2 separate regions of the Homo sapiens genome follow, and region 2 is linked to region 1. Evidence: read pairs that join two places in POLR2A ChIA-PET (ENCODE). Cell type or tissue: A673. All regions are shown on one strand. Links, peaks and the distances in the headings refer to the core of each region. The heading gives the core; the rest is flanking DNA.

The links. Peaks named below come from ENCODE experiments on the same cell type or tissue, not always from the same donor. Only the 100,000 strongest peaks of a DNase experiment are listed, where the experiment ranks them.
Region 2: POLR2A ChIA-PET joins it to region 1 with 7 read pairs; 2 of 35 experiments call an interaction of 5 or more read pairs at or near these places.

What each region holds. Positions count from the first base shown.
Region 1 is chr18:3,733,825-3,749,854 of GRCh38, reverse strand. It overlaps DLGAP1 (DLG associated protein 1), which reads left to right. Exons shown (of 13, transcript NM_004746.4): 6 at 7,343-7,520. Among named protein-coding and RNA genes, the nearest start is that of DLGAP1-AS6, 89 kb to the right of the region's middle. In A673, for the core only: no CTCF peak of the experiment used is centred there; a DNase peak (open chromatin) is centred at 7,114; H3K4me3 peaks cover 554 bases; H3K27ac peaks cover 4,281 bases.
Region 2 is chr18:3,551,392-3,567,421 of GRCh38, reverse strand. The region is part of intron 9 of DLGAP1 (DLG associated protein 1); the gene reads left to right. Among named protein-coding and RNA genes, the nearest start is that of DLGAP1-AS1, 35 kb to the left of the region's middle. RefSeq lists an enhancer at 11,993-12,543. In A673, for the core only: no CTCF peak of the experiment used is centred there; no DNase peak of the experiment used is centred there.

The DNA.
Region 1 (16,030 bases), core at 4,005-9,004:
TTTCTAGTTTGGTTGACTGGGTAGATTTCAGTGCCATTCATCTCAATGTGGATTAAAAAAATAAGAAAATTTGAGGAGAAAGGTATGTGTTCATTTGGGGTTCATGACAATTTTTTGGTACTTGTGGAACATCTGGATAGAAATGTACAGTAGTTACTTAAAACTTCAGTTTTGAAGTTCAAGAGATCTCTAGACTACAAATAGATTTGGGAGTGATTAGCATAAGGTTGGTAGTAGAAGCCATTGAGGAGATGAGATTGTCCATAAACAGAATGTACAATAAAAACAGAATATAAACAATTATAAAGTATTAGGGAATAAAAGCATGTAAGGGCAAGTTAGAGGAAGAGGAACCCAAATGAGAATCCAGGCTGGATTCCCCAAGAAATAGAAGGAGATGTTGGCCGGGCGCAGTGGCTCACCCCTGTAATCCCAGCACTTTGGGAGGCCAAGGCAGGCAGATCACTTGAGGTCATGAGTTCAAGATCAGCCTGACCAAAATGGTGAAACCCCCCTCTCTACTAGAAATACAAAAAAAATTAGCTGGGTGTGGTGGCATCCGCCTGTAATCCCAGCTACTTGGGAGGCTGAGGCGGAGAATCACTTTAACCCAGGAAGCAGAGGTTGCAGTGAGCTGAGATTGCACCACTGCACTCCAGCCTGGGCAACAGAGTGAGACTCTGTCAAAAAAAAAAAAAAAAAAAAAGAAGAAGAAGAAGGAGGAGGAGGAAGAGGAGGAGGAGGAGAAGGAGAAGGAGAAGACAGAATAGGAATGTGGAAGTTAAAAGGCCAAGTTTCCATTGGAATTACCTTCAACACTATGTGATCTCTCAAAGTCATGATTTCTTTATCTAACAGTAGCCAGGCATTGGATAAATGGTAACAAATGTCAGGTATTATTATAAAGTAGAAATAACTCAAGAGGCAACTACAAAAGTAAACAACTTTAATGAAAGTTACATTTCTATACGGATTATAAAGCCATTATAGGTAAGGTTACTGAAAAGAAAGGCTTCGTTTTACCAAAGCAGATTGACTACTAAAATGCCCTGTGTTTGATTCCCTGAAACTAGTTCAACAGAGAACTGTCACCTACTAAGTACCATTGTCCACACCAAAGCCCAAGGGATCAAAGCCTCTCAGTTTAAGCCATTAATGTTTATGAGTATGATTTGATAAAAGTGTCATGACCAAGGCCAAATACGTTCATTTTTGAAATACAATGAAGTTAGATTAACCTCCTGAGGCCATAAAATGTTTCCTCTGGGTCCCATGGAAGAGCCTTACATTCCAATACTTTTGTAAGTCAGAGAGAAGACAACGTGAAAATGAACAAAACTTAGGGTGCAGATGGCTCCATAAGATGGTCCATCACCTCCAAAGATTCTCCCATTAGACTCCATAACCTGGAAGCATTTCCTTCTTTGGGGGAAAAAGCATCCCAGCCATCTGAAGTTATTTCCAGTAATATGTTGCAAAGTTAGTCATTTTGTCTTTTGAGACACTGGTTTAAAACTTTGTGGTCTGATGATTACTGTACACGCTCTTCTTCGCAATGGCAGCCTTCCGGATACAAAGGGTCAAGCTTGTTTGTGTGGTTGGCTCACTGTCACCTAAGAACTTCCCATTATTGGTTGTACTTTAAAGTCATGATAATGAATGGGACCTCCCAGCCCAAAAAATCAAAATCTCCCTTTAGTTCTGATAAGCTAGGAAAAGTTAACTTAGCATAAGTAATTTAGGGAGAAGGATGGAAAAAGAAGAGTGCCATTTCGTTAGACCAACATTGGAAATAATTAACGTAACATGAGAGAGTTAATGTTTCTGAATATGCACACTGTCTTTCTTCTGAGCAGATCAACTTTCTTTTGAGGTAAAGACAAAGTCATCGATGCACTATTTTGGTGTTTATTTAATGAGCGTTTCTGCATCCGGAGCACATGGGCATATAGTAACCTTTATATTGATAGCGGAGGGCTCTGTTCTATAAGTGGGCAAGATAAAACAGTTCATTTCCTTATATTTTGTGTGTTATTAATGTATGCATTGTTTTATCAGGAATGACTCACCAGAGAAGAACTATTCAATTCCTTCTGAATGATGTTTCACTTTGAAATTTGGGAATTGTGCCTTATTTCATAACGAGTGGCCAGAGTGAATGATTGTTGCAATGATGCCTCATTTCCCCATTCAGCCAGCAGACGCTCATTTTTCAAAACGCCGGACTTTCACTTCTTCTTTGAATATACACCATTTATGAAACAGCCACTCCCGTCACTGCCCTGATAACATTTGGAATGGCATCATCATTTATGTTGGCAATATCATTGCTCTGGGTCAGGTTGCAAAATAGTCAAAGAAACACATTTGTCATCTAATGCGCAAGTTCTAAAGAGAAGTGAACTTTAGGTTATAAATGCTTCCAGCTACGATTCTCTTTTTCTAAAAAAGATCTTAAAAGGAAAACGAATTTTTCAGTTTGTTTGTTGGTTGAAATTTTTGGCATTGGTATTATAAAGCGATGCAGCTGGAATCACCATAATAGCACGTAACACATGGAAAATATTACCTTGACCTGGCAAACTATTTTCATGTTTGACCACTACTTGAAGGATCCATAGGGCACATTTCTAGAACAATTTTTTTCTTTTACTTTTTTATATTAAAAAATACAGACAGGGCCTCACTATGTAGCCCAGGCTGGTCTGGGCTCAAGAGTTCCTTCCACGTAGACCTCCCAAAGTGCTAGGATTACAGGTGTGAGCCACACTGCACCCAGCCTAGTTTATCTTTTGTAACAGTAAAATGCAATAAGAGATTTACTTTCGATGTTATATTCTAGATCTGTCTTAATTTGGTTTCTCCCTCAGTGCAGCTGCAAAAAGTGGTTGCTTATCACATTCTCAGGGTTTAGTATTATTAAGAATAGTTTTTGGCTGTTATATATTAAGTAATTCCATACAAGCTTTAAGAATAGATGCAATCGTACACAATGCTACTAAGAGGACACTTAGAATATAGGGAATATCTTTACAATTTGAGGACATCAAGATGGATGTACATGAATGTAATGTGTAAATGTATGTTTTTTAAAATCCACATTTCTCTAATTACTAGTGAGATCGAGCATTTTGTCATATGCTTGGTGATATATAAAGTTACTTTCCTGTGAATTTATATATTTATTTTCTTATGATTCCCTCTTTATAGGCTTTGACCATTTTTTATTGTGTTGGTTTCATTATTTTTATTCATAATTTAAATATTATGCATGTGAACCCTTTTTGCTGCTTAGTGTTGCAAATATGTTCTTATACACAATGACTATTTTTCTTAACATTGTTGACAGGATCTTTGGCTGAACAAAAGTTTTAAATTTTCATGTACTTCCATTCATTAACCTTTCTCTTTATGGCATCTAAGTTTACCACGATGCTTCTAAAGTCTTTCTCTACCATATTCCTTTGCATTTCTTTAGGCCTTCTTTATTGCCTTCCATAAGGCTTTATAGGTTTTTTTATTCATAAAACATTGATAAATTTCTCTTTAAATTGTTTAAGTATAGAAATTGAGATTATAAAATATAATCTATATTGTATTGGAGAACTTTAAGTTTTTAAAATATTATTTTTCATCTATATGCTTAGTAGGAATTCATTTTTCCCCAAGTGGAGGCAAAAAAGGTCTAACTCCATTATTAAATACTTGATCTTTTCCTTGCCTATTCCAACTGCCACGTTTGCAATATATTATATTCAAACACATACTTAGTTCTGTTTCTGGAGTCCTTATTTCATTCTACTGCTTTGTCAGTTCCTTTACTAACATGACCCATTTTCATCATTGCAGCTATAAAGTATAGCTGAGGCCGGGCATGGTGGCACACTCCTGTAATCCCAGCACTTGGGGAGGCCAAGGTGGGCAGATCCCTTGAGGTCAGGAGTTCAAGACCAGCCTGGCCAACATGGTGTAACCCCTTCTCTACAAAAATACAAAAATTAGCTGGGCTTGATGGCATGTTCCTGTAATCCCAGCTGCTCTGGAGGCTGAAGCAGGAGAATCGCTTGAACCCAGGAGGCAGAGATTGCAGTGAGCTGAGATCGCACTACTGCACTCCAGCCTGGGCAATAAAGCAAGACTCCATCTCAAAAAAATAAATAAAAATAAAAAATAAAATATAGCTGAGATCAGATAAAGGGCATTCCTCCCCTTGTTTTTTATTTATTTTTATTTTCTGGCTGTTCTTAGAACCTTTAGACCTCCTTACTCATCAACCACATTTAATTTTCGTGTGGATTCTCAAATCTATCTCTTCCTCTCTACTACCACTAATACTTAACTGAGCCCTTTTCCCTTGTTTAGATTATAGCAACATTGCAACCACCTTAACTGGCCTTCTTTCTCTAGTATTGCCCAGTTTAGTCTACCCTCTAAACTCCGTAAGGAAATCTGATTATTTTGAGGACTCACGTAATTTTTTACAACGGTTTTGTGGAAATATAATACACATAACATATAATTCACCATTTTCAAGTGTACAATTTAATGATTTTCATATATTCAGAGTTGTGCAACCAACACTATAACTAATTTTAGAACTGTTTTATCACTGCAAAGAGAAACTCCATACCCTTCAGATATCACTTCCTAATGCCACCATCTTCCTATGCTTTCCCCGCCCAGCTCTAGTCAACCACTCACCTACTTTCTATCTTTAGCGATTTGCCTATTCTGGACATTTCATGTAAGTAGAATCATGTAATATGTGGTCTTTTGTAATATGAGGCTTCTTTCAGTTAGCATGATGTTCTCAAAGTTCATCTATATTATAGCATGTATCAATACTTCATTCCTTTTTTTAGTCAAATAGTTCATTTACCACATTTCATCTACTCAGAGTTAGACATTTGGGTTGCTTCCACCTTTTGTCTGTTATGAATAATGCTGCTCTGAATCTTATATAAACTTTAAAATGAGTTTGTTACATTTGAATAAAATTTCTATGGAGATTTATGGGGCAGTGGCTTATGCCTGTAATCCCAACACTTTGGGAGGCCAAGGTGGGCAGATCACTTGAGGTCAGGAGTCTGAGACCAGCCGGGCCAACATGGTGAAACCCCATCTCTACTAAAAATACAAAAATTAGCCGGCCGCGGTGGCGTGCGTGTGTCATTCCGGCTACTCGGGAGGCTAAGGCAGGAGAATCACTTGAACCCAGGAGGTGAAGGTTGCAGTGAGCTACACTCCACCTGGGCGACAGAGTGAGACTCCATCTCAAAAAGAGAAAAAAGGTAAAATTGACATGGAGATTTTTGTCGCAATTACGTTAAATTTATAGATAAATTTAGGGAAAATTTAAGTTTTTTTACAGGAAAATTGTTGTGGGGGTTTTTTGCATTAATTTAGCACTTACTTAGTGCCTTCCATAAATTTTATCATTTTCTTCATAAAATTTGATGCGTTTCTTTTTTGTAATTTCTGTGTATTTTATGTTTTGCAATTTTAAAGGGAATTTTTTTCATTAAAATTTTATTTGATGTTACGTGGAAAAGCTGTTAATTTATGTATTGTTACCTTGTATCTAGCTACCTTGAGGATTTCCCTTAAAAGTTCTCATGGTTTTTCAGATGATTTTCTCTTACTTTACAGATAATTGATTACATAATCTATAAATACTCAAATCTTATCTCTTTACAATGTTTATATTACTTATTTTTCAAAATTTTCTGATTTCACTGGCTAGGATGATAAATAATAGCGGCTATGGGGGCATACATCTTTTTCCCTATCAACTTTAATTTATTTAATTAGGAACAATGTTACAGCCAAAATGAAAGAAATCTAATAAAGAAAGAAAAATCGCACTAATACCATGTGAAAAGAAACTTTAAAAATAACTAACATTGGCCGGGCACAGTGGCTCATGCCTTTAATCCCAACACTTTGGGAGGCCGAGGCAGGCAGGTCACTTGAGGCCAGGAGTTCAAGACCAGCCTGGCCAACATAGCAAAACCCCATCTCTACAAAAAGTACAAAAATTAGCCAGGCATGGTGGTGTGTACCTGTTGTCTCAGCTATTCAGGGGCTGAGGCATGAGAATTGCTTGAACCTAGGAGGCGGAGGCTGCAGTGAGCCAAGATCATGCCACTGCACTCCAGCCTGGACGACAGAGCAAGACTCTGTCTCAAAAATTAAAATAAAGGCCGGGCGCGGTGGCTCACGCCTGTAATCACAGCACTTTGGGAGGCCGAGGTGGGCGGATCACGAGGTCAGGAGATCGAGACCATCCTGGATAACACTGTGAAACCCCGTCTCTACTAAAAATACAAAAAAATAGCCAGGCGTGGTGGCAGGTGCCTGTAGTCCCAGCTACTCGGGAGGCTGAGGCAGGAGAATGGCATGAACCCGGGAGGTGGAGTTTGCAGTGAGCCAAAGTTGCGCCACTGCACTCCAGCCTGGGTGACACAGCAAGACTCCGTCTCAAAAAAATAAAAAAAAAATTAAAATTAAATAAAATAACTAACATTAAATTGATTATATATGAATAGAAGGACTGAGGAAGAATATACCCCAAACTGCTATGAGTAGTTCTTTTAAGGGTATGGAATTCTACAGACAGGAACAAGGGGAGACAGAGGGACCCACCTTCTACTTTGTGCACATCTGTATAGCTTGGCTATTTGCAATTAGCATTTTCTACTTTTATAATTTTACAATGCATCCTAGAATAAATCCAAAGAATACAAAGTGTGTAGTGACTTGTCTTTACATATAAAGATTGAGAGTTGTGCCTTTTTAATGGCTAAGGTGTAAGTTCTGTTCACGAAGTTCAATTTCAACTATATTAGAGAGTTAAAGATGGAAGGAAGGAAGGAAGGAAGGAAGGAAGGAAGGAAGGAAGGAAGATAAATTGATAGATAAAAATATAGATATAGATATATACCCACTTACTGTTACCAAACAGTCCAAAAACAAAAAGATGGCCACAGGAAAGAAATAGATACAAAGAAAAGCTTTACAAATTACACAAGTCAGAATTCCTGGGCAGGACAATTGCTGCTTATTATCTGCTTCCTAGGATGGCTAGAAAAATGTGAATGAGGCAATTAGTTCATGGTTGAAGAGAATGTTAATTGCTCTCGAATGTCATCAGATCTTGATGATTTCCTGTCAAAAGCTCTTCCTTCTGAGACACTGTGGGGGAGTTTAGTAATCACAGAAGGGCATCTATGTCATTTGTCCCAGTATTTAGGGTGCTACATAAATGACAATAGTGCCACATGTTATTGCTTCCTGCATTTTGGAATGTGACTAATGCACCTCTTCCATTGTTCCCTTCCAGAATCTCCAATGAACACTCACCCAAACTCCAGATCCGGAGTCATAGTTACCTGAGGGCAGTGAGTGAAGTCTCCATCAACCGGAGCCTGGACAGCCTGGACCCTGCAGGCTTGCTCACATCACCAAAGTTCCGCTCCAGGAATGAGAGCTACATGCGAGCCATGAGCACCATCAGCCAGGTGAGGGCCGTCAGGGCAGCGGTGGTCAGGAGCCATTAGTGGCAGGAAGGTTAGTGAGAATTGAGAGGGCATGAGGTGGGGAGGCAGTCATTCATCCAGTAGACCATTGATGGATCAGACAGGAGGTCCAGTCAAGTGCTGCAAAGAGCATGCCATGGGTTCAGCCGCAGTAAGCCCCCGGTATCAATGGTCTGCCAGGAGGTGGGGCCCTCTGTAAGTGGATAAAGCACAATGAAGAGGGTCCTTGGAAATTCACTAGAGATCAGGAGTTCAAGATCAGCCTGGCCAACATGGTGAAACCCTGTATCTATCAAAAATACAAATGTAAGCCTGGCATGGTGGCACCCATCTGTGATCCCAGCTACTCTGGAGGCTGAGGCAAGAGAATCACTTGAAACTGGGAGGCAGAGGTTGCAGTGAACCGAGATCACGTCACTGCACTCCAGCCTGGGCGACATAGCAAGACTCTTTCTCTGTTAAAAAAAAAGAAAAAGAAAAAGAAAACTTCGGCTTTTAAACAAGCAAGGGATATGAATCTAACTTTGACATAGGATAACTAATCTGGCAAAAAAACATAGGAAAGATTGGAGAGAATGAGAAGCTAGAAGCAGAGAGGCTAGTTTGGAAGACACTGTGATCATCAAGGTGAGAATTAATGTTACTGATGGTGATGGTGACCATAGTGGTGATGTTGGTGTGTTGGTGATAATGATGGCAGTGATGGTGATGATGGCGATGGTGGTGATGGTGATGGTGGTAGCAGTGATGATAGTGATGGTGATGGTGGTGATGTTGGTGATGGTGTTGGTAGTGATGGTGGTGGTAATTATGGTGATGGCAGTGGTAGTGGTAGTGATAGTAATGGTGATGGTAATGGTGATGGTAGTGGCAGTGATGATGGTGATGGTGGTGACAGTGATGGTAATAGTAATGGCAGTGGTGATTGTGATGATGGTGATGGTGGTGGTGATGGTGATGTGGTGGTGGTGGTGGTGGTGGTGGTGATGGTGGTGGTGGTGGTGGTGATGTGATGTGGTGGTGGTGGTGGTGGTGATGGTGATGTGGTGGTGGTGATTGTGGTGGTGATGGTGATGGTGGTGGTGGTGATGGTGATGTGGTGGTGGTGGTGGTGATTTGGTGGTGGTGGTGGTGGTGGTGGTGATGTGGTGGTGATGGTGGTGGTGATGGTGATGGTGATGTGGTGGTGGTGGTGATGGTGGTGGTGATGGTGATGGTGGTGGTGGTGATGGTGATGGTGGTGGTGGTGGTGGTGGTGATGGTGGTGGTGGTGAGGTGATGGTGGTGGTGGTGGTGGTGATGGTGGTGGTGGTGGTGAGGTGATGGTGGTGGTGGTGGTGATGTGATGGTGGTGGTGGTGGTGACAGTGGTGGCAGTGGTGGTGATGACCATGGTGGTGGTGGTGTTGGTAATGGGTGGCAGTGGTGGTTGTGATGGTGACGGTGGTGGCGGTGGTGGTCGTGATGGTGGTGGTGATGATTATGGTAATAGCAATGGTGACAGTGGTGGCGGTGGTGGTTATGATGGTGGTTGTGATTGTGGTGATAGTGATGGTGACAGTGGTGGTGGTGGTGGTCGTGATTGTGATGGTGGTAGCAGTGACAGTGGTGATAGTGATGCTATGGTGTGGTGCTGGTATAGATGAAAACAAGGTATTCAGAAAAAATTATGAAATGGTAGGCTGATCACTGAAACATCTGTCAAAATAAGACCCTGAAATAGGGACACTGCTCTCATTCTGTCCCTATCAACAAAATTAAGCTCCCTGCTCTAAATGGAGTCCTGAAGAAAAAAATCAGGAACTGCAGGGCAGGCTCCAAGGGCAGAGTAGGGAGGGAGCCAGGGAAAGCTGTCATGTGGGATTTCAGTGCTGACCCATCGTGTGTTTCCTTGCTTTACAGAAATCTCCAAGAACATGCAAACCTATTCGTGCTGGTTACTGCTTGTCCAATGATATACATTATCCCAATTCTCAGGGAAATAGCTGGAGCCTCATTTTGGTGCATTTTGGACTTGTTTTGTTTTTATCTTTTTCACAATAGGTAATATAACATTTAAAACTTTTTGGAGCACATATTTATTCTGCATGGCCTAAAGGTCACACAGTCATTGAGAATTATAAAATGGTCTACAAACCTAGGGGTCATACATGCAGAATACATCAGTGGATTTAAAATATTCTGTTGGAAAAATATTTATATACATTCATGGTTTTCATAACTTTATGGAGAACTTTTAATTTCCCCCAGCAGCACACTACCCTTGCAGCTCACTGTTTTTAGTCCCTGGCTGCACATTTGACCTTCTTTAGGGCAACATCACTTTCTAATGATAGCTTAGTAAGATACCAACAAATCATTGCACAGACACATGGGAGAAGTAATGCTGTCAGGTCAAGCACTGCAATTCCATGACGTAGCCATTCGGCCTTAGGTAAAATACAGAAAGAATGGCCAGCTGAAATGGATTCCTAATGACATCATTTTTCTAGTTCCATATTCAATTTTCAAGTAACACAGTATCTTTTTTTTTCTTTTATTTTTATACTTTAAGTTTTAGGGTACATGTGCACATTGTGCAGGTTAGTTACATATGTATACATGTGCCGCACTGGTGCGCTGCACCCACTAACTTGTCATCTTGCATTAGGTATATCTCCCAATGGTATCCCTCCCCCCTCCCCCGACCCCACAACAGTCCCCAGAGTGTGATGTTCCCCTTCCTGTGTCCATGTGATCTCATTGTTCAATTCCCACCTATGAGTGAGAATATGCGGTGTTTGGTTTTTTGTTCTTGCGATAGTTTACTGAGAATGATGATTTTCAATTTCATCCATGTCCCTACAAAGGACATGAACTCATCATTTTTTATGGCTGCATAGTATTCCATGGTGTATATGTGCCACATTTTCTTAATCCAGTCTATCATTGTTGGACATTTGGGTTGGTTCCAAGTCTTTGCTATTGTGAATAGTGCCACAATAAACATACGTGTGCATGTGTCTTTATAGCAGCATGATTTATAGTCCTTTGGGTATATACCCAGTAATTGGATGGCTGGGTCAAATGGTATTTCTGGTTCTAGATCCCTGAGGAATCGCCACACTGACTTCCACAATGGTTGAACTAGTTTACAGTCCCACCAACAGTGTAAAAGTGTTCCTATTTCTCCACATCCTCTCCAGCACCTGTTGTTTCCTGACTTTTTAATGATTGCCATTCTAACTGGTGTGAGATGGTATCTCATTGTGGTTTTGATTTGCATTTCTCTGATGGCCAGTGATGATGAGCATTTTTTCATGTGTTTTTTGACTGCATAAATGTCTTCTTTTGAGAAGTGTCTGTTCATGTCCTTCGCCCACTTTTTGATGGGGTTGTTTGTTTTTTTCTTGTAAATTTGTTTGAGTTCATTGTAGATTCTGGATATTAGCCCTTTGTCAGATGAGTAGGTTGCAAAAATTTTCTCCCATTTTGTAGGTTGCCTGTTCACTCTGATGGTAGTTTCTTTTGCTGTACAGAAGCTCTTTAGTTTAATTAGATCCCATTTGTCAATTTTGTCTTTTGTTGCCATTGCTTTTGGTGTTTTAGACATGAAGTCCTTGCCCATGCCTATGTCCTGAATGGTATTGCCTAGGTTTTCTTCTAGGGTTTTTATGGTTTTAGGTCTAACGTTTAAGTCTTTAATTCATCTTGAATTAATTTTTGTATAAGGTGTAAGGAAGGGATCCAGTTTCAGCTTTCTACATATGGCTAGCCAGTTTTCCAAGCACCATTTATTAAATAGGGAATCCTTTCCCCATTGCTTGTTTTTCTCAGGTTTGTCAAAGATCAGATAGTTGTAGATATGTGGCGTTATTTCTGAGGGCTCTGTTCTGTTCCATTGATCTATATCTCTGTTTTGGTACCAGTACCATGCTGTTTTGGTTACTGTAGCCTTGTAGTATAGTTTGAAGTCAGATAGTGTGATGCCTCCAGCTTTGTTCTTTTGGCTTAGGATTGACTTGGCGATGCGGGCTCTTTTTTTGTTCCATATGAACTTTAAAGTAGTTTTTTCCAATTCTGTGAAGAAAGTCACTGGTAGCTTGATGGGGATGGCATTGAATCTGTAAATTACCTTGGGCAGTATGGCCATTTTCACGATATTGATTCTTCCTACCCATGAGCATGGAATGTTCTTCCATTTGTTTGTATCCTCTTTTATTTCATTGAGCAGTGGTTTGTAGTTCTTCTTGAAGAGGTCCTTCACATCCCTTGTAAGTTGGATTCGTAGGTATTTTATTCTCTTTGAAGCAATTGTGAATGGGAGTTCACTCATGATTTGGCTCTCTGTTTGTCTGTTGTTGGTGTATAACAATGCTTGTGATTTTTGTACATTGATTTTGTATCCTGAGACTTTGCTGAAGTTGCTTATCAGCTTAAGGAGATTTTGGGCTGAGACAATGGGGTTTTCTAGATATACAATCATGTCGTCTGCAAAGAGGGACAATTTGACTTCCTCTTTTCCTAATTGAATACCCTTTATTTCCTTCTCCTGCCTAATTGCCCTGGCCAGAACTTCCAACACTATGTTGAATAGGAGTGGTGAGAGAGGGCATCCCTGTCTTGTGCCAGTTTTCAAAGGGAATGCTTCCAGTTTTTGCCCATTCAGTATGATATTGGCTGTGGGTTTGTCATAGATAGCTCTTATTATTTTGAAATACATCCCATCAATACCTAATTTATTGAGAGTTTTTAGCATGAAGGCTTGTTGAATTTTGTCAAAGGCCTTTTCTGCATCTATTGAGATAATCATGTGGTTTTTGTCTTTGGCTCTGTTTATATGCTGGATTACATTTATTGATTTGCGTATATTGAACCAGCCTTGCATCCCAGGGATGAAGCCCACTTGATCATGGTGGATAAGCTTTTTGATGTGCTGCTGGATTCGTTTTGCCAGTATTTTATTGAGGATTTTTGCATCAATGTTCATCAAGGATATTGGTCTAAAATTCTCTTTTTTGGTTGTGTCTCTCTGCCAGGCTTTGGTATCAGAATGATGCTGGCCTCATCAAATGAGTTAGGGAGGATTCCCTCTTTTTCTAGTGATTGGAATAGTTTCAGAAGGAATGGTACCAGTTCCTCCTTGTACCTCTGGTAGAATTCGGCTGTGAATCCATCTGGTCCTGGACTCTTTTTGGTTGGTAAGCTATTGATTATTGCCACAATTTCAGATCCTGTTATTGGTCTATTCAGAGATTCAACTTCTTCCTGGTTTAGTCTTGGGAGAGTGTATGTGTCGAGGAATTTATCCATTTCTTCTAGATTTTCTAGTTTATTTGCGTAGAGGTGTTTGTAGTATTCTCTGATGGTAGTTTGTATTTCTGTGGGATCGGTGGTGATATCCCCTTTATCATTTTTTATTGCATCTATTTGATTCTTCTCTCTTTTTTTCTTTATTAGTCTTGCTAGCGGTCTATCTATTTTGTTGATCCTTTCAAAAAACCAGCTCCTGGATTCATTAATTTTTTGAAGGGTTTTTTGTGTCTCTATTTCCTTCAGTTCTGCTCTGATTTTAGTTATTTCTTGCCTTCTGCTAGCTTTTGAATGGTAACACAGTATCTTTAAGGATAATTTCAAACGTCCTGTTGTAGTTGCAACATTGTCATTATTCAAAGGAGAATAGTTTCCTCTTCAAAGCAATGCTACTGTATATACCCTAGACTTTTCAAAAAGAGGTTGGCTTTTAAGATGTTAGAGCTATTTTCTCAAATAGATCATTAGTAGAAGCTATAATACTATAGAATTTAAGTGCATTATATCTTATTTCCCTTTAAAACCTGACACATTATTCATCAAAGGCTCCTAGAAAGTTGAGTACACCAAGGAGTTGGTCTAGAAAAACTAAATTGCTTCTGTCATTTATTACTCACAGCAGTAAAAGAGCCCTAAAAACAGATTGTGCTTGGATGATAAGGAAAAAAATTAAGTATGTTTTTATGTTTATTATTTTATATTTTTACCATAGGTACATCTAATTTAAAATGAGGGCTTTTAAAGTAGGGCTTGAGAAGAAAGAATTGTATTTATAGAAAGTCCAATATTTTAAAAATATGTCATGTAGTCACTGTCATTTCCAAGTTAATTTATGTCTTTATTTATTTCAAGTCCAAATCCTAGGTATTTTCATCTGGAATGGCAAACTAGAAGCCCGCAGACATATTTTCTCTGGCAACATGTTGGGTTTCTACATCCTTTTCTAAAATTAATGTAACTAGGCAGCTGTTTTAATACCAGCAGCTCAGCCGTGACTTTGACTTAGGCCATCCCCTCATTATGTGTGTGTGTGTGCATGTGGCATGGTGTGTGCTTGCGTGTGTGTGTGTGTGTAGAGAGAAAGAGAATGAAATGGAAACCTAGATAAATTAATTGTCTGTGGGTACCCAGCCAGTCAGTGACAGAGGCTAGGAAACCCAAGTGTCCTGACTCTTAACTGGTAAATGACTTCAATACCTGCTGGTATTGGTGGCAATAATATTGCTAGTAATAGTAGTATTAACAGTAGAAAGAATAACAATGGAATAATTAGTTACCGTTTTATGATTACCTGATACATGCTAGTAGCCTTGCTTATTATCTAATTAATTTCACATCTGTCCTGTAAGAAAGATCATTTTTTAATTTATGAATCTCAGTCTCAGAGAGTTGGACTAACATATTTGTTTCCTACTACTATTTTCCCACTACACTATCACAAAAAATAATATCCACCTTTTATGGAGTGTGTACCATATACCTAGACATATAATATGAATTTTGGGCCAAGCACGGTGGCTCACGCCTGTAATCTTAGTATTTTGGGAGCCTCAGTTGGATGGATCATGAGGTCAGGAGTTCCAGATCAGCCTGGCCAATATGGTGAAACCCCTTCTCTACTAAAAATACAAAAAAAAAGTTAGCCAGGCGTGGTGTCACACGCCTCTAGTTCCAGCTACTCAGGAGGCTGAGGCAGAAGAATCGCTTGAATCTGGGAGGCAGAGGTTGCAGTGAGCCAAGATCGTGCCACTGCACTCCAGCCTGGGTGACAAGAGTGAGACTCCGTCTCCAAAAAAAATACGCATTTTGACATTATTTTATTTTTATCCTTAAAGTACTCCTATGAGATAAGTATTATTATACTTATTTTACAGATGAGGAAAGTGAAGCTCAGAGAATTCAAGCAAATTGTCCACTATATAATTGAAGGAACACTAAAATTCTTCTTCATCCCATGTAAAAACTACATCTAAGTAAATTTAAAATCTAAGCAATAACACAAAGTAACAAAATGCATTAAAATAAATGTTAGGAGAATATATAGATAGTATTGTGGTCAGAATTATTACTTGTAATAAAATACAAATTCTAGAAAATATAAAGTAAAAGATCTATTCTAAATAAAATTAAATATTTCTGTGTGGCAAAATATATGATAAAGTTAAAATACAATTGGTGGGAGGAATATTGACACACATTAACAAAAAGGGTAAATGTTATAGTTGCTTAAAGTATTTCTACAAATTAGTAAGAAAAGATAACCCAAAAGAATCTTGGTCAAAGCTTATAAATAAAAATAATCAGAGAAAAAAATACAAAAGCCAGTAAATAAGTCAAAAGCCAGTAAATAAAGTGACAGGTGCCTATTCACATTTGTAGGATGTAAATCAAAACAGCACAGTATCATTCTTGACATAGAGCAGCAAAAACTGAGCTAACATTCTATTCTGGTGACCATGTTGAGAAATGAACTCTGTATTACTTGCTGTTTGGACTGTAAACTGCTATGTTTTAGAAAGTAGGTTAGTAAAATCTACAAAAAGGTAAAAATACACTAAAAAAAAAGGAACTAGAAAGGAAGGAAAATTTTAAAATCAAAAAGAAATGGGGCTGAGTGCAGTAGCTCGTGCCTGTTGTTCCAGCTACTCAGGAGGCTGAGGCCAGAGGATAGCTTGAGCCCAGGAGGTTGAGGCTGCAGTGAGCTATGATGACACCACTGCACTCCAGCCTGGGCAACAGAGCTAGACCCTATCTCTTAGAGAGAGAGAGAGAGAAAGAGAGAGAGAGAACACAAATGAAGAGTTAAAAAGAGAAATTGACAAATATCAAAAACAGACAAAAAAGATTAGACATACAGATAATAGAAGTCCCTTCAGAAGAAAATCAAAGGAACAGAACAAGTAAGAAAAACAATGATTTTTTTAAACTCTCCTGAAATAAAAAGTTGATTTGAAGCTACATATTGGAAGAACACACCATGTAAACACACCATGTACCTGAGAAATTGACCCTGAACAATCAACATCAGGACATATTCTTGTAAAATTACAAGACTTTAAAGAATTTCTTTAAAAACACTTTGGATTTCTGGACAGAAAGAACAACTTACTTAACAAAATGAAAACTGAGTTATCATTGGACCCTTTAACAGGAATGGTTTATGCTGGAAGAAAATGATGTGTGTAGCATTTTAATACACTC
Region 2 (16,030 bases), core at 3,782-8,781, 180 kb after region 1:
TGATAAGTCTACAAAATTCAATGATATTTTCCTCTAAGTTTTGGGAGTATTTAAAGGGTGAAGTTGAATCAATATTAGTTGATTCTCTCCTGTACTTTAATACTAGACACCACTCCATTTGAGTTTTGTTTGAATAGTACTGTAAGCATATTACATACATATAAATACTGTGTGCAGTACTCTTGGGTTGCCAAACTATACCTCTGAAAACAAAAAAAATAAGAGACCTTCCCATATGAGACAGTGCACTTTTTATGAGAAGAGAACTTACCTTATTTCTATTTCTATTCCCAACACTTAATAGTGTCTGGTGTTTAGTGTGTGCTCAATGAATGATGAATGAATGAATGATGAATGAATGAATGAATGAATGAATGAAAAAGAAGATATTCCCTGTCATTATCCTGAATCACCAGTCCTTCAGATTACTCTTTACCTACTTTAGAGCCTTAGTATCTATAAATGGGAAATGTAGGATTTCATAAAATTACAGAATTTGGGGTCAATAATTTCATGTTGTAAATGAGAATCTGATGGAGAGAGGCATGTGAATTTCTCAAACTGGGAGTTTCTTGGTGGGTAGAACCATGTTTTATTGCTAGTAGTACCCCCAGCTTCCAGCATTGTGATTTGCACATACTAAATATACAGCAAATGTTGGCTGAATAAAGTAAAACTGGAGTTACGGTGAGAGAAACTACTCTAAATTATAAATCAGTGTATCATCTCAACTTTGCTACTAACTTTCAGTGTGTTAATTAGGAAGAATCATTTGAATGTCACCTATCCATCCTTCCATTATCCATCCATTCAATAAAATCTATGGAATGCCTCCTATAATCAAGGCTACATGTAACGTAAACTGAAAATCTGAAAAGGAGGAATTTATCAGTTTATGGAAATGGTCCTGTTTTAGAACCTCTCACTATTGATTGACACTATACTTTTAAGAGGTGTGTATATATATCATATACATATAGTTAATATATTTATTAATAAATTCTATGTGTGTATATGTAATATATATATATAGTGTGTGTGTGTGTATAATATGGCAAAAACCTCAATTACTTTTGCACCAACCTGATATAATTATGCAATGCTGGAAGCCCAGAAAACTGGTACGATCATTCTGGAAACAAATATGACAAAAGTTAGCAATAGTTACACATCTATCCGTACCAATTGACCCAAAAATCACACTCTTGGGGCTTGAGTTAAATTACTCAATGAAAGGTAAACAATTGTGAAACATTATTTATCATTGTAAAAGAAAAACACTAATTATCAAATAACCAATAATAGCATGCTTTTGTAATTTATAGCACCTCACCAAGGTAAACTATTATACAGCTATTAAATATCATTTATTTAAAAAGGTGGAGAAACATGGGGAAATTCCCATGATACAATGTTAGGTGAAAAACTTTAATATATAATATCCACGCATAGTGTTCATGCAGATGGACAAGGACTGAAATGTAATACGTACAAATGGTAGGTTTAGGAGTGACTTTTTTCTTTTACTCTGAAAAGTTTTAGTAATCATTTTTTTTTGTTTGTTTGTTTTTTGTGTGTGGTTTTTTTGAGACAGAGTCTCACTCTGTCGCCCAGGCTGGGGTGCAGTGGTGCAATTTCGGCTCACTGCAACCTCCGCCTCCTGGGTTCAAGCGGTTCTCCTGACTCAGCCTCCCGAGTGGCTGGGACTACAGGCACGGACCATCACGCCCAGCTAATTTTTGTATTTTTAAGAGAGACGGGGTTTCACCATGTTGGCCAGGATGGTTTCGATCATCTTGACCTTGTGATCCACCCGCCTTGGCTTCCCAAAGTGCTGGGATTACAGGCGTGAGCCACCGCGCTGGGCCGGTAATCATTGCTTTAATGTCCTAGGCATATGTTTCTTTATTAAGTGTTTTAGAAAAATTTTTGAAAGTATACATTTAGTAGACATTAAAGAAAATATATTCCTGGACATGGGCAATGGCTCACGCCTGTAATCCCAGCAGTCTGGGAGGCCGAGGCAGGTGGATCACCTGAGGTAAGGAGTTCAAGACCAGCCTGACCAACATGGTGAAACCCGTCTCTACTAAAAAATTACAAAAATTAGCTGTGCGTGGTGGTGGGTTCCTGTAATCCCAGGAACTCGGGAGGCTGAGGCAGGACAATCCCTTTAACCCAGGAGGCAGAGATTGCAGTGAGCCAAGATGACGCCATTGCGCTCCAGCCTGGGTGGCAGAGCAGACTCTGTCTTAAAAAGAAAAAGAAAATATATTCCTCCATCTCCCACCAGCCCAGCTTGGTGCCTTTTCTCAACGATGTAGTGGTTGACAGCACAGACTCTTGAGCCAGAACACCAAATCCTGGCTGTGCCCCTTACTAACTGAGGGGCCATAAGCAAATTACTACCCATCTTTGTGCCTTAGTTTCCTTATATGTAAAAAGGGGGTTACAAGCAGTTTCCACTATAAGCTAAAAGGAACTCGGAAGTCACCACTCCATCTTAGCAAGTAAAAATCTCAACAAACTAAAAAATCAACATCTCTTTGTATATCTCTTAGAGAAGGGAGGTCACAGGGCACACTGCTTCTCCCAAAATTGGAAAAACAGACAGATACAGAGACTTACAACTTACTGGAGTAGAAACACAAGTAGAAATCTCTGCAGGAACCAGCACAGGGTAAGAAAACGTAAGCAGTAACTGAAGAATTGTTGGAGGCTCAATATTGACAACTCTGAGAGTTAAAAGCTCCAAGGAAACCCAGTCATAGGGAGAGCTCACACTTTTGTGAGTTTTACCTCCAGGAACTCTACCAGGTCCTCAAAGTGAATATCAGAGAAAAAAAATCTCCTTGTGCTTCCAGAAAGGGGAAGGAAAAAATAACTACTTTGAAATATGCCAGCACTTTCTCTTCTTATTCACAGGGCCTGCACGCAGCAGAAACTATTTTACCAGAACCTTTTGCTGGCTGGGGTTTTATCAGAGCCTAGAACCTACCTGGGGGAAGGAAAACACTCAGCTCTAGTTTCCTCTAGCCTTCCACATGGGGGAAGGGACATACCCAACCTCAGCCCCCTTCAGGCACCTTATCCCACGTAAGAGAAAAAAATAAAAACAACTGAGAAACACTGATGAAGTTCACAGACCAGGAGCACAGGCTCACCAAAAGGCTGAGACTAATCATAGAACTGTAGAGCACTTTTCCCTCACACACACCTTACCAGTACATTACTAAATGCCAATTTACCACAGTTCCTTTCACCCAGTACATCATGCCCACTTTTCAAAAAATTACGAGGCATACTAAAAGGTAAAAAACACAGTTTGAAGAGATGGAACAAGCATCAGAACCAGAGTCAAATATGGCAGGAATGTTGGAATTACCGGGCCAAGATTTTTTTCTAATTATGATTAATATGCTAAGGGCTCTAATGAAAGAAGCAGAACATGTAGAGAGATGGAGAATGAAAAAGAGTTCTAAGAGAGATTTAAAAAGAAATGCTGGAGATAAAAAACACTCTAATAGAAACAAAGAATATCTTTGATGGGCTCACTAGTAAACTGGACACTAATGTCTAAACTTGAGGATATAACAATAGAAACTTCCAAAACTGAAAAGCAAAGAGAAAGAAGACTGATAAAAAGCCAGATCAGCTGGGCACGGTGGCTCATGCCTGTAATCCCAGCACTTTGGGAGGCCAAGGTGGGCGGATCACCAGAGCTCAGGAGTTCAAGACCAGCCTGGCCAACATGGAGAAACCCCATCTCTACTAAAAATAAAAAATTAGCCGGGTATGGTGGTGCATGCCTGTAATCCCAGCTACTTGGGAGGATGAGGTAGGAGAATTGCTTGAACTTGGGAGGCGGAGGTTGTGGTGAGCCGAGATCGTGCCACTGCACTCCAGCCTGGGCAACAAGAGCGAAATTCCGTCTCAAAAAAAAAAACCAAAAAAACAAAAAAAAGCCATAACAGATTATCTGAGAACAGTGAGACAGCTACAACAGGTGTAACTTTACATGAGAGAGGAATACAAGAAGGAGAGGATGGAGAAAGGAACAGAAGCAATATTAGAAGCAATAATAACAGAATTCCCCCAAATTAATGTCAGACACCTCAGATTCAGGAAGCTCAGAGAATACCAAACAAGATAAATGCCAAAACAAACAAACACAAACCAAAAAACTACACCTAAGCATATCATATTCAAACTTCAGAAAAATAAGACTTTAAAAATCTTGAAAAAAGTGAGAGGGAAAGAACATCTTACCTATAGAGGAGCAAAGATAAGAACTAGGCCGGGTTCAGTGGCTCACATCTGTAATCCCTGAATTTTGGGAGGCTGAGGTGGGTGGATCACTTCAGCCCAGGAGTTCAAGACCAACCTGGGCAATATGGCAAAATCCCATCTCTACAAAAAATACAAAAAGTTATCTGGCTGTGGTGCATGCCTGTGGTCCCAGTTACTCAGTAGGCTGAGGTGGAAAGATTGCTTGAGCTTGGGAAGTGGAGGTTATAGCGAGCTGAGATCACACCACTGCATTCCAGCCTCAGCGACAGAGAGAGACCGTGTCTCAAAAATAAACAAACAGAACAAACAAACAAAAAAGATAAAAGATAAGAGTTATATCTGGCCAGGCACAGTGGCTCATTCCTGTAATCCCAACACTTTCGGAGACACAGCGAGACTTAGTCTCAAAAAAAAAAAAAATTAACCAGGCGTGGTGGCGCGTGTCTGTAATCCCAGCTACTTGGGAGGCTGAGGCAGGAAAATCACTTGAACCCAGGAGGTGGAAGCTGCAGTGAGCCGAGATCACGCCACTGCACTCCAGCCTGGGTGACAGAGTGAGACTCCATCTAAAAAAAAAAAAAAAAAAAAAAAAGGGAGAGAAGAGGGCTTCTGCAGGGAAATTCCCATTTTTAAAGCCATCAGATCTCATGAGACCCACTCGTTATCATGAGAACAGCATGGGAAAGACCCACCCCCATGATTCAATCACCTCCTGCCAGGTTCCTCCCACAACGGGTGGGAATTGTGGGAGTTACAATTCAAGATGAGATTTGAGTGGGGACACACAAAACCATATCAGTTGCCCAGGATGGACTTGAACTCCTGGCCCTAAGCAATCCTTCCACCACAGCCACTTGGGTAACTGTGGCCACACAGATATAATTATTATTATTATTATTTTTTGAGACGGAGTTTTTGCTCTTGTTGCCCAGGCTGGAGTGCAATGGCATGATTTCGGCTCACTACAACCTCTGCCTCCTGGGTTCAAGCAATTCTCCTGCCTCAGTCTCCTGAGTAGCTGGGATTACAGGTGCCCGCCACCACGCCTTGCTAATTTTTATATTTTTAGTAGAGACAGGGTTTCACCATGTTGGCCAGGCTGGTCTCAAACTCCTGACCTTATGATCTTCCCGCCTCGGCCTCCCAAAGTGCTGGGATTACAGACGTGAGCCACAGTGCCCGGTTACCCTCTTCTCCTGTCTGCCACCATGTGACATGTGCTTTTCACCTTATGCCATGATTGTGGGGCCTCCCCAGCCACATGGAACTGTAAGTCCCATAAACCTCTTTCTTTTGTAAATTGCGCAGTATCAGGTATGTCTTTATCAGCAGCGTTAAAACGGACTAATAGCAACATAGCGAGGCTTAGTCACTATAAAAACACTCAAAAACGAAAAAAATTGAAAGAAGTATATCCAACTTCTCGGAAACCATGCAAGAACAGAGTGAAATATTTAAAGTATTAGGAGAATAAAAAACCAAAAACACCCATCTAGAATTTTGTACCCTGTGAAATTATCCGTAAAAGTGAAAGAAAAATAAAGACTATTTCAGATAAACAAAAATTGAGGGAATTTGTTGCCAGCAGACCTTCAAGAAATGTTAAGAAGTTCTTCTGAGAGAAGGAAAATGACATAGGTCAGAAACTAAAATAAAAACTTTCATTTTTCTGTTTTTTTTTTTTTTTTTTTTTTTGGAGATGGAGTCTTGCTCTGTCGCCCAGGAAGGAGTATAGTGGCAGGATCTTGGCTCACTGCAACCTCCACCTCCCAGGTTCAAGCGATACTCCTGCCTCAGCCTCCTGAGTAGTTAGGATTACAGGCACCTGCCACATCTGGCTATTTTTTGTTTGTTTTTTTTTTTTTGTTTTTTTTTTTTAGTAGAGACGGTGTTTCACCATGTTGAACAGGCTGGTCTCAAACTCCTAATCTCTGGTGATCCGCCCACCTCAGCCTCCCAAAGTGCTGAAATTATAGGCGTGGGACAGTGTGCCCAGCTCATTTTTCTCATTCGTAATTGATCTAACAGATAAGTTTGTTCAAAATAGCAATTGCAAAAATGTATTTAAATACATGTACATTTATTTATTTATGTATAAGTGAAATGAATGGCAGCAATGATACAAGGAATAAGTGGTAGGAATTGGAAATATTTAATTATTACAAAGTACTTGCAAAACCTGTGAAGTGTCACAGTGTTATATGAAAGTGGATTGGATTCGTGGTAAATACATAATGCAAACTCTAGGGTAACCACTACAAAGAGGTAAAAGAGAAGTAAAATTAGTATGCTAAGAAAGAAAAGAAAATTCAATCACATAAATGCTCAATGGAAAATTATTAACAGCAGAAAAAATGTGAAATACAAAAATAAGAAGAAAGAGCAAAGGCAAAAAAATAGAAAGTAGTAACAAATATGGTAGATGTTAATCCGACTAGATAAATAATCAGCTTAACCCTTTTCCCATTTAGAAAAAAATGTGCAGCTTGCTGCCAGTGCTCATTTAATTTTACATAAACATGCTTTTTTTTTTTTTTTTTTTGAGACTGAGTCTTGCTCTGTCACCCAGGCTGGAGTGCAGTGGCACAATATTGGCTCACCACAACCTCTGCCTCCCGGGTTCAAGAAATTCTCCTGCATCAGCCTCCCGAGTGGCTGGGATTACAGGCCCACGCCACCACACCTGGCTAATTTTTTTTTTTTTTTTTTTTTTGAGACGGAGTCTCGCTCTGTCACCCAGGCTGGAGTGCAGTGGCGCGATCTCAGCTCACTGCAACCTCCGCCTCCCAGGTTCAAGTGATTCTCCTGCCTCAGCCTACCGAGTAGCTGGGATTACAGGCACACACCACCACACCCAGCTAATTTTTGTAATTTTAGTAGAGACGGGGTTTCACTGTGCTGGCCAGGATGGTCTTGATCTCCTGACCTCGTGATCCGGTCATCTCACCCTCCCAAAGTGCTGGGATTACAGGCGTGAGCCACTGCGCCTGGCCCATTTTTCTCATTCTTAACTGATCTAACAGATAAGTTTGTTCAAAATACTAATAGCAAAAATGTATTTAAATATATGTACATTTACTTACTCATGTATAAATGAAATGAATGGCAGCAATGATACAAGGAACAAGTGGTAGGAATTGGAAATTATTAATTATTACAAAGTACTCGCAAAACCTGTGAAGTGTCATAGTGTTATATGAAAGTGGATTGGGGCCTGGAGCAGTGGCTCATGCCTGTAATCCCAGCACTTTGGGAGGCCGAGGCAGGTGGATCACGAGGTCAGGAGTTCAAGACCAGCCTAGACAATATGGTGAAACCCCGTATCTATTAAAAATACAAAAATTAGCTGGGCACGGTGGCACTTGCCTATAGTCCCAGCTACTCGGGAGGCTGAGGGAGAAGAATCACTTGAACCCAGGAGGCAGAGGTTGCAGTGAGCTGAGATCGTGCCACTGCACCCCAGCCTGGGCGACAGAACGAGACTCCGCAAAAAAAAAAAAAAAAAAAGTGGATTGGATTCGTGGTAAATGCATAATGCAAACTCTAGGGCTCTAGGGTAACCACTAAAAAGAGGTAAAAGAAAAATAAAATTAGTATGCTAAGAAAGGAGAGAAAATTCAATCATATAAATGCTCAATAGAAAACTATTAAAAGCAGAAAAAATGTGAAAGACAAAAATAAGAAGAAAGAACAAAGGTGAAAAAATAGAAAATAATAACAAATATGGTAGATGTTAATCCAACTAGATAATCAGTTTAACCCTTTTCCCATTTAGAAAAAATGTGCAGCTGGCTGTCAGCGCTCATTTAATTTTACATAAACACACTCCTTGAGGCCGAAGCAAATATGACTGATTTTCAATGTGAAAATAAAATGTAAAAACTGTTCTTCGAGTTATTTCTAAACAGAACTAACATCAGAATCATCTGAATCATCAGAATCATCTATTTCAGAAAAATTGGATTCATCAAATGAATCTCGGCCACAACTCTTTGAGGACAATGTTAACATCACGTGTAGGAATGCTACGTTTTCTAGGATTTGCCATTTTCAGCAATGGAGAATTACTATATTTTCTAAATGGAAATACCACTGCTAAGACCAGAATGCTATAAATAGGATGATGTCTTTGTTTCCAAAGTCAATATACTAGAGCAATGTGAAAATAATAATAAAACAAAATATTTTGTGGCAAAGTTATCTTGGGTTAAAGGCTGTAGCTGCAGGTGCCACCAGCAAGTATTCTCAGGGCAAATAGGAACAGGGTTAAACATTAGTATTTTACATATATCATTAAAAGACAGAGATTGTCAGAGTGGATAAGAAAACAAGACTTAACTATATGTTGTCTACAAGAAACCCACTTTAAATATAAAGACAGATATAGATTGAAAAGTAAAGGAATGGAAAAAGAGAAAATGTCTAGCACTAATAAAAAGAAAGTGGGAGTAGAAATATTAATCTCAGACAGAGCAGACTTCAGAGCAAAGAAAATTATCAGGGATAAAGATGATGATAAAGGGGTCAATTCTCAAAGAAGACATAAAAATCTTTAACATGTATGCACCTACCAACAGAGTTTCAAAATACATGAATTCTAGCTGGGCCCGGTGGCTAATACCTGTAATCCTAGCACTTTGGGAGGCCAAGGTGGGCGGATCACTTGAGGTCAGGAGTTCAAGACCAGCCTGGCCAACATGGTGAAACCCCATCTCTACTAAAAATACAAAAAATAGCCGGGTGTTATAGCACGTGCCTGTGGTTCCAGCTACTCGGGAGGCTGAGGCAGGAGAGTCACTTGAATCCAGGAGGTGGATGTTACAGTGAGCCAAGAGCGCTTCAGCCTGGGTGACAGAGTGAGACTCAGTCTCAAAACAAACAAACAAACAAACAAAAACTACAAAATACATGAGTTCTTGAACTGATAGAACTGCAAGGAGAAAAAGATGTATCTACTATTATAATTGGAGACTTCAACAATTCTCTATCAGAAATGGACAGGTCAAGAAGGCAGAACATCAGTAAGCACACAGTTGAATGCAACAACACTACTGAACAGCTAAATATAGTTAACTTCTATAAACTACTTCATCCAACAACAACAGATTACACATTCTTCTCAAGCTCATATGGAACATTCACCTAGATAGGGCAGAACATATTCTGGGTCATAAAACAGATCTTAACCATTTTTTTTTTTTTGTGAGACGAAGTCTCACTCTTGTCCCCCAGGCTGGAGTGCAATGGTGTGATCTTGGCTCACTGCAACCTCTGCCTCCTGGGTTCAAGCAGCTCTTTTGCCTCAGCCTTCCGAGTAGCTGTGATTATAGGCACCCGCCACCACGCCAGGCTGATTTTTGTATTTTTAGTAGAGACAGGGTTTCACCACGTTGGCCAGGCTGGTCATGAACAAATTTTTAAAATTATAAATCATATCATATCTGCTCTCAGGCCACAGTAGAATTAAACTAGAAATCAACAACAGAAGGATAGCTGGAAATTCCCAAAATACTGAGATTTAACAGCACACTTTAAATTACAAATGAGTCAAATAAATCTCAAGAAACTAAATATTTTGAAATAAATGGAAATACAACTTTTTTTTCTTTTGAGACGAAATCTCACTCTGTCACCCAGGCTGGAGTGCAGTGGTGTGATCTCAGCCCACTGCAACCTCCGCCTCCCAAGTTCAAGCGATTCTCCTGCCTCAGTCTCCCGAGTAGATGGGACTACAAGGGCACGCCACCACACCCAGCTAATTTTTATATTTTTTTAGTAGAGACGGAGTTTCACCATATTGGCCAGGCTGGTGTCAAACTCCTGACCTTGTGATCCACCAACCTCAGCCTCCCAAAGTGCTGGGATTACAGGCGTGAGCCACCGCACCCGGCAGAAATACAACTTATTAAAATTTATGGAATGAGGCAAAAGCAGTGGTTAGAGGGACAGTTATAGCATTGATTGCATGTATTAGAAAAGAAGAACAATTTCACATCAATTATTTAAGCTTCCACCATAGGACACTAGAAAAAGAAGAGCAAATTAAATCCAAAATAAACACAATAAAAGAAATAAATAAAATTATAACAGAAATCATGAAATTGAAAATAGTAATCAGTAGAGAAAAATCAACAAAACCAAAACCTGACTCTGAAAAAATTAATAAAATGATAAGCCTTTAACTAGGCTAACTAAGAGAGAAGACACAAATTACTCTTATAATATCAGACATGAGCAATCCATATGCCTTGGCCTCCCAACGTGTTGAGATTAGAGGCATGAACTACCTTGCCTAATCAACAGTTTCTTACAAAACTAAATATATTCTTTACCATACAAGTCAGCAATTTTGTTTCTTGGAATTTATCCACATGAATTGAAAACTTATGTTCACTCAAAATCCTGCACGTGGTTATTTATAACACCTGTATTTCTAATCACCCAAACTTGGAACCAACCAAGTTGTCCTTTAGTAGGTCAATGGATAAATAAACTGTGGTGCATACAGATAATAGAATATTATTCAGCACTAAAAGTAATAAGCTATTGAGCCACAAAAAGACATGGGAAAAACGTCAACGTATTATTACTAAGTGAAACAAGCCAATCTGAAAAATCTATATACTGTATGATTCCAACTATGTGACACCCTGGAAAGGCAACGAGACAGTAAAAAGATGACTAGTTGCCAGGGGTTAGGAGGAAGGAGGTATGAATAGGCTGAGGATGTCTGGGGCAGTGAAACGATTCTGAATGTATAATGCAACGGTGGATACGAGAATGTACAACACCAAGAGTAACCCTACTGTAAACCATGGACTTTGGGTGATAATGACAGCCAGTGTAGGTTCCTGAACTGCACCAAAAGTGCCACTCTAGTGTGAAATGTGGATATCAGTTGAGGCTGTGTGTGTGTCGGGGGAAGGGGTGTATGGGAGTTCCCTACTTTGTGCTCAATTTTGCTGTGAGCCTAAAACTGTTCTAAAAAAACAAAGTTTATTAATTTTAAAAAGGGGTTGGAGGAAAGCGGACTATAGCATTAACCTCAGTGTGTTGTCCTGGGGTGTTTTGTTTAATACATGTAAAACTTTTAGAGCAATACCTGATATATACAATGCTCTGCGTGTTTCCTAGTCTATTAAGCACTCAAATAGAATCTCTCTAAAGAAAGAAGTTTCAAGATAATAATTATGCTGCCTTTTCTTCAAAAAAAAGGAGGAGAAAGTCGTCTCCTTTACTTTACTTCAAACATTTCTCCTGCAATCAGCCAGTCTATCTTTCCAGGTTTTTAAATTTATTTGTTTATTTATTTATTTTTTTTGAGACGGAGTTTCGCTCCTGTTGCCCAGGCTAGAGTCCAATGGTGTGATCTTGGCTCACTGCAACCTCCGCCTCCTGGGTTCAAGCGATTCTCCTGCCTCAGCCTCCTAAGTAGCTAGGATTATAGGCACACGCCACTACACCCGGCTAATTTTGTATTTTTAGTAGAGACGGGGTTTCACCATGTTGGTCAGGCTGGTCTCGAACTCCTGACTTCAGATGATCCGCCCGCCTCGGCCTCCCAAAGTGCTGGGATTACAGACGTGAGCCACTGCCCCCGGCCTCAAATTTCATTTCCACAATAATGCTAAATATTGCATTGTTTGGTCATACCTAGTAGCAACCTAAAAAACTTTATACGAGCCATTTTTATCATTATTTTTTAAAGTTGAACTTTATTTGAATTATTGAAGTTTGTAGAATGGTCAGTTCCTCAGTAAACTGAGTAAAATATTTAAAACTCATCCCCAAAACGGTTGGCAGGCCAATTTTAGTACTTAGCTTTCCAAAACATACCCTTCTTCAAAGGTCACTTTATAGTTAACCACTGTAAAGTAAATAAGCATTGAAATTGATGTTAATGATTGTTTTCAACCTCTCCAAAAGAAATCCATTGTCAAACAGGAAGAAGGGATTACCAATACCTTCTGTCTCTAACTTAATTCTTTTATGATTTTGCTGGTTGTAATTCATTTAGATAGGATCTTAAAAAGCAATATCGGGCAGATGGGATTACTTAATGACAGCTGAGGGGTATTTTTTTTTTAATTATCTGGTGATAAAGGTGAGGCTGTTGTTTTCACACTGAATGGCCAGTTAACAACTTATCTCTTCCTTTTTCAAATAAACAGACTGATAAAAGACAGCAACCTAACAAAAAGTGAGAAAAAGAAAGAAAATTGAGCTGAGAAAGAGATAGTGCAAAGAAATGATTAAAAGACCTTGTAAGAGGCCAAGGGACTCATTTCCTTTTGAATCAATTATAATTTAGGAACAAAAACTAACCCAGCAAGGCCCACCTAACTGATTGATCTATTAAGGAGTAGACTTCTAAATTTAGTGTGGTTTTCAGTGTTCCAAATCAAAACAAAAAGAAGTTAAAAACTCATTAGTAAAAACTAAAATGCACCAGGTAGCCCTATCTGCTTCAATAACAGGAGTTGAAATGGAGCATCACAAATATCCCTGTTACATTTGCAGGCCACCATGACATTCTCAAAATGCCATGGATCGCAAATGCACATTGTCCATTCTCTGGGGCTGCCTCGCGGTGAGGACCGTGGACAGAGGAATGCTGTCTGAAGATCACTAGTTTAAATGCCGTGGCAGCAGGAAGCCAGGGATAATGAATGCGTATGTCGTTTTGAAAGGAGACTGCTCCTCTCAAGCCAGTGCAGAAACCCATCATCTTCATCAAACATTAGCTGTTTTCCCCCAATTCCTGTTTCACAGGTCAGCTAGTGGTACCGCTCTATAGGACACACATAGCATGTGTTTGCTGATATGCAGGACTGATCCTAAGTAAAGCAGGCAAATCTTGGCAACATCTCCCCAAGGGGCACTCACCTCCGCCAGTGGCCCCATGCAGAAGTCTCCAGCATCATGTCCCAATTGTCTCTCATCCTTTTGATGGTCCCCAGGAATTTGTATGAGGTCCTTTTGTCTTTCAGGCTGATAATTAGCAAATCTAGTAAGCCAATCCTTTCTGTTGACTTAGGTGAGAAAGCTAAGAGGTTCCCAGGAATCTCCCATTTCCTTCCAAATAACAATTCTATTTTAACAGTGGCTTCAAACTAGACTTTCTTACATTAGCCCATTAGTGACTCTAAGACTCCAGCAGTGGACACAAAGAGGAAGAATATTACTGTTTTCATTACAAAAGTAGTATGCAAATTTACTTGGAAGAAAACATATCTTAACATATTAACAGTTTTTAATTTTGATAGGCTTTGGAGTAATTTTTTAAAAAACTATGTGTGGGCCGGGCGTGGTGGCTCACGCTTGTAATCCCAGCACATTGGGGGACCGAGGTGGGTGGATCACCTGAGGTCAAGAATTTGAGACCACCTGGCCAACATGGTGAAACCCTGTCTCTACTAAAAATACAAAAATTAGCCAGGCATGATGGCGCACATCTGTAATCCCAGCTACTCGGGAGGCTGAGGCAGGAGAACTGCTTGAACCCGGAAGACGGAGGTTGCAGTGAACTGAGATCACGCAATTGCACTCCATCCTGGGCGACAGAGTGAGACTCTGTCTCAAACAAACAAACAAAAAACAAAAAAACTATGTGTGTATGTATCTTCTTTTTACGTATTATCTACCTTTTCCACAGTAATTACATATTATTGAACAATGCAATTAATGATAAGAAAAACAAAGTAGTATTTACATTGTAAAAATGTATAAATTACAGAAATAAAATAAAGTCGCCCATAATCCTATCCATTAACCATGAACAAATAAATAAGTATATTTTTACCCACACTTTTTCCACGAACATTTAAAGAGTTGGTGGAATAATCCTATGTATAGTCTTACAACATCTTTAAAATCAACAAACATTATTTAAAAAGTTTTCTTTTTACTATTGAAAATTCATAGCAAACACCTCTTTTAATGAATGCACAATACTCAAATTCATAGGAGGACCATAATTTCTGCCCCTTTCTCCTTCTGCCGGATTATCAACATTACTTTTAGATGATTTCTGTTTAAAGATGGTGAAAAAAAAGGATACACATGTATCTTGGAGGCCTTCTGAAACTAAATGACAATAAAAGGAATTTTTGTTTGTTTTGGCATTAACTCCCAAGGAGGAAGAGAACAAGAGAGAAAAAAAAAAACAGCAAAATTTAGCAAGCTAGAAAGCAGATATGGAAGTGACAACCGATTTGGCAGACCAGAGAAAGCTGAATCGAAAGCCAGTAGTGCAGGAATCCAAGATGTAATCCCATTTAAATTTAAGAACCCACAAAATGCATGTGGATGGGTGGCATTGGGCGCTCTGAAAGCGGGGATGAAGATGGAGCTAAAAAGTCCTTGAATCTGCGGAGCCAAGTGACAGTCCTTCCTTACCCTGACAGAGACTGAGGGTGTCTCTTCTTCAGAGGCTAAAACTAAGGGTCTCTGGCCTGGAGGAGACCAGCATAGTTGAGAGCAGGGTGACTATACTGAAAATAGGAGGATTAAGTGAAGATATACAAACAGTGTTGAGGCACACTGCCCTGAGCCTTCTTAGGCTCGCTCAGCCCCCAGGGTCCCGACAGCAAGGCACAGAACCCTCTACATGGCAGTGTGGCAGAGTCCATTGTGGAGGGCTGACCCTTCTGAGCCCAAAGACCAGAAGATGCTGACATCCGGGATTTTGCAAGATGAAAGCCCAGCCAGATCACCCTACAGTGAGGATTAGAGAGGATAAGCTCTTCCCAAAAGCATAGACTTCTAAGCTGGGTTTAGTGTGCTTCTCAAGAATGAGAAGACAAGGATCAGCAAACTCAGGGAGATAAGACAAGAGCCAGAAAACTAGAAACAAAAATTGTTCAGGAACATTCAGAAAATTAAAAAGTTATTTTTGAGAGAAAAGAGAGGAAAGGTGAGTAAAGAAGCATCCATGAGGGATGTGGAAGTTGTCAAGGTCTTCCTCAAAGAATCTTCTTATCCACCTGGAAGAGATGAGGGAAGGGGCAGAAGTGAAAAGTGCTCTTGCTAGGAGTGGTAGCTCATGCCTAATCCCAGGTCTTTAGGAGGCCAAGGCAGGAGGACTGCTTGGGCCCAGGAGTTCAAGACCAGTCTAGGCAACATAGTGAGACCCTCTATCTACAAAAAATAAAAAGAAAGAAAAAAAAAAACAATTTAAAAATAAATTAGCCAAGTGTGATGGCGGCTGCCTGTAGTCCCAGCTACTTGGGAGGCTGAGGTGGGAGGATCCCTTGAGCCTAGGAGGCAGAGGGTGCAGTGAGCTGAGATTGTGCCACTGCACTCCAGCCTGGGTATCAGAGTGAGACCCTGTCTCAAAAGAAAGAAAAAAAGGAAGGAAAGAAGGAAGGAAGGAAGGAAGGAAGGAAGGAAGGAAGGAAGGAAGGAAGGGAGGGAGGGAGGGAGGGAGGGAGGGAGGGAGGGAGGGAGGGGAGGGAAAAGAAAGAAGGAAAGAGACAAAGAGAGAGAGAAAGGAAGGAAAGAAAGAAAGAAAAAGAAAGAAAGAAAGAAAAAGAAAAAGAAAGAAAGAAAAGAAAAGTGTTCATAGAAATAATAGTGGAACTGTGGCTGGGCATAGTGGTACACACCTGTAATCCCAGCACTTTGGGAAGCCAGGAGGGCAGATCACCTGAGGTCAGAAGTTCAAGACCAGTCTGGCCAACATGGTGAAACCTTGTCTCTACTAAAAATACAAAAATTAGCTGGTCATGATGGTGGGCAC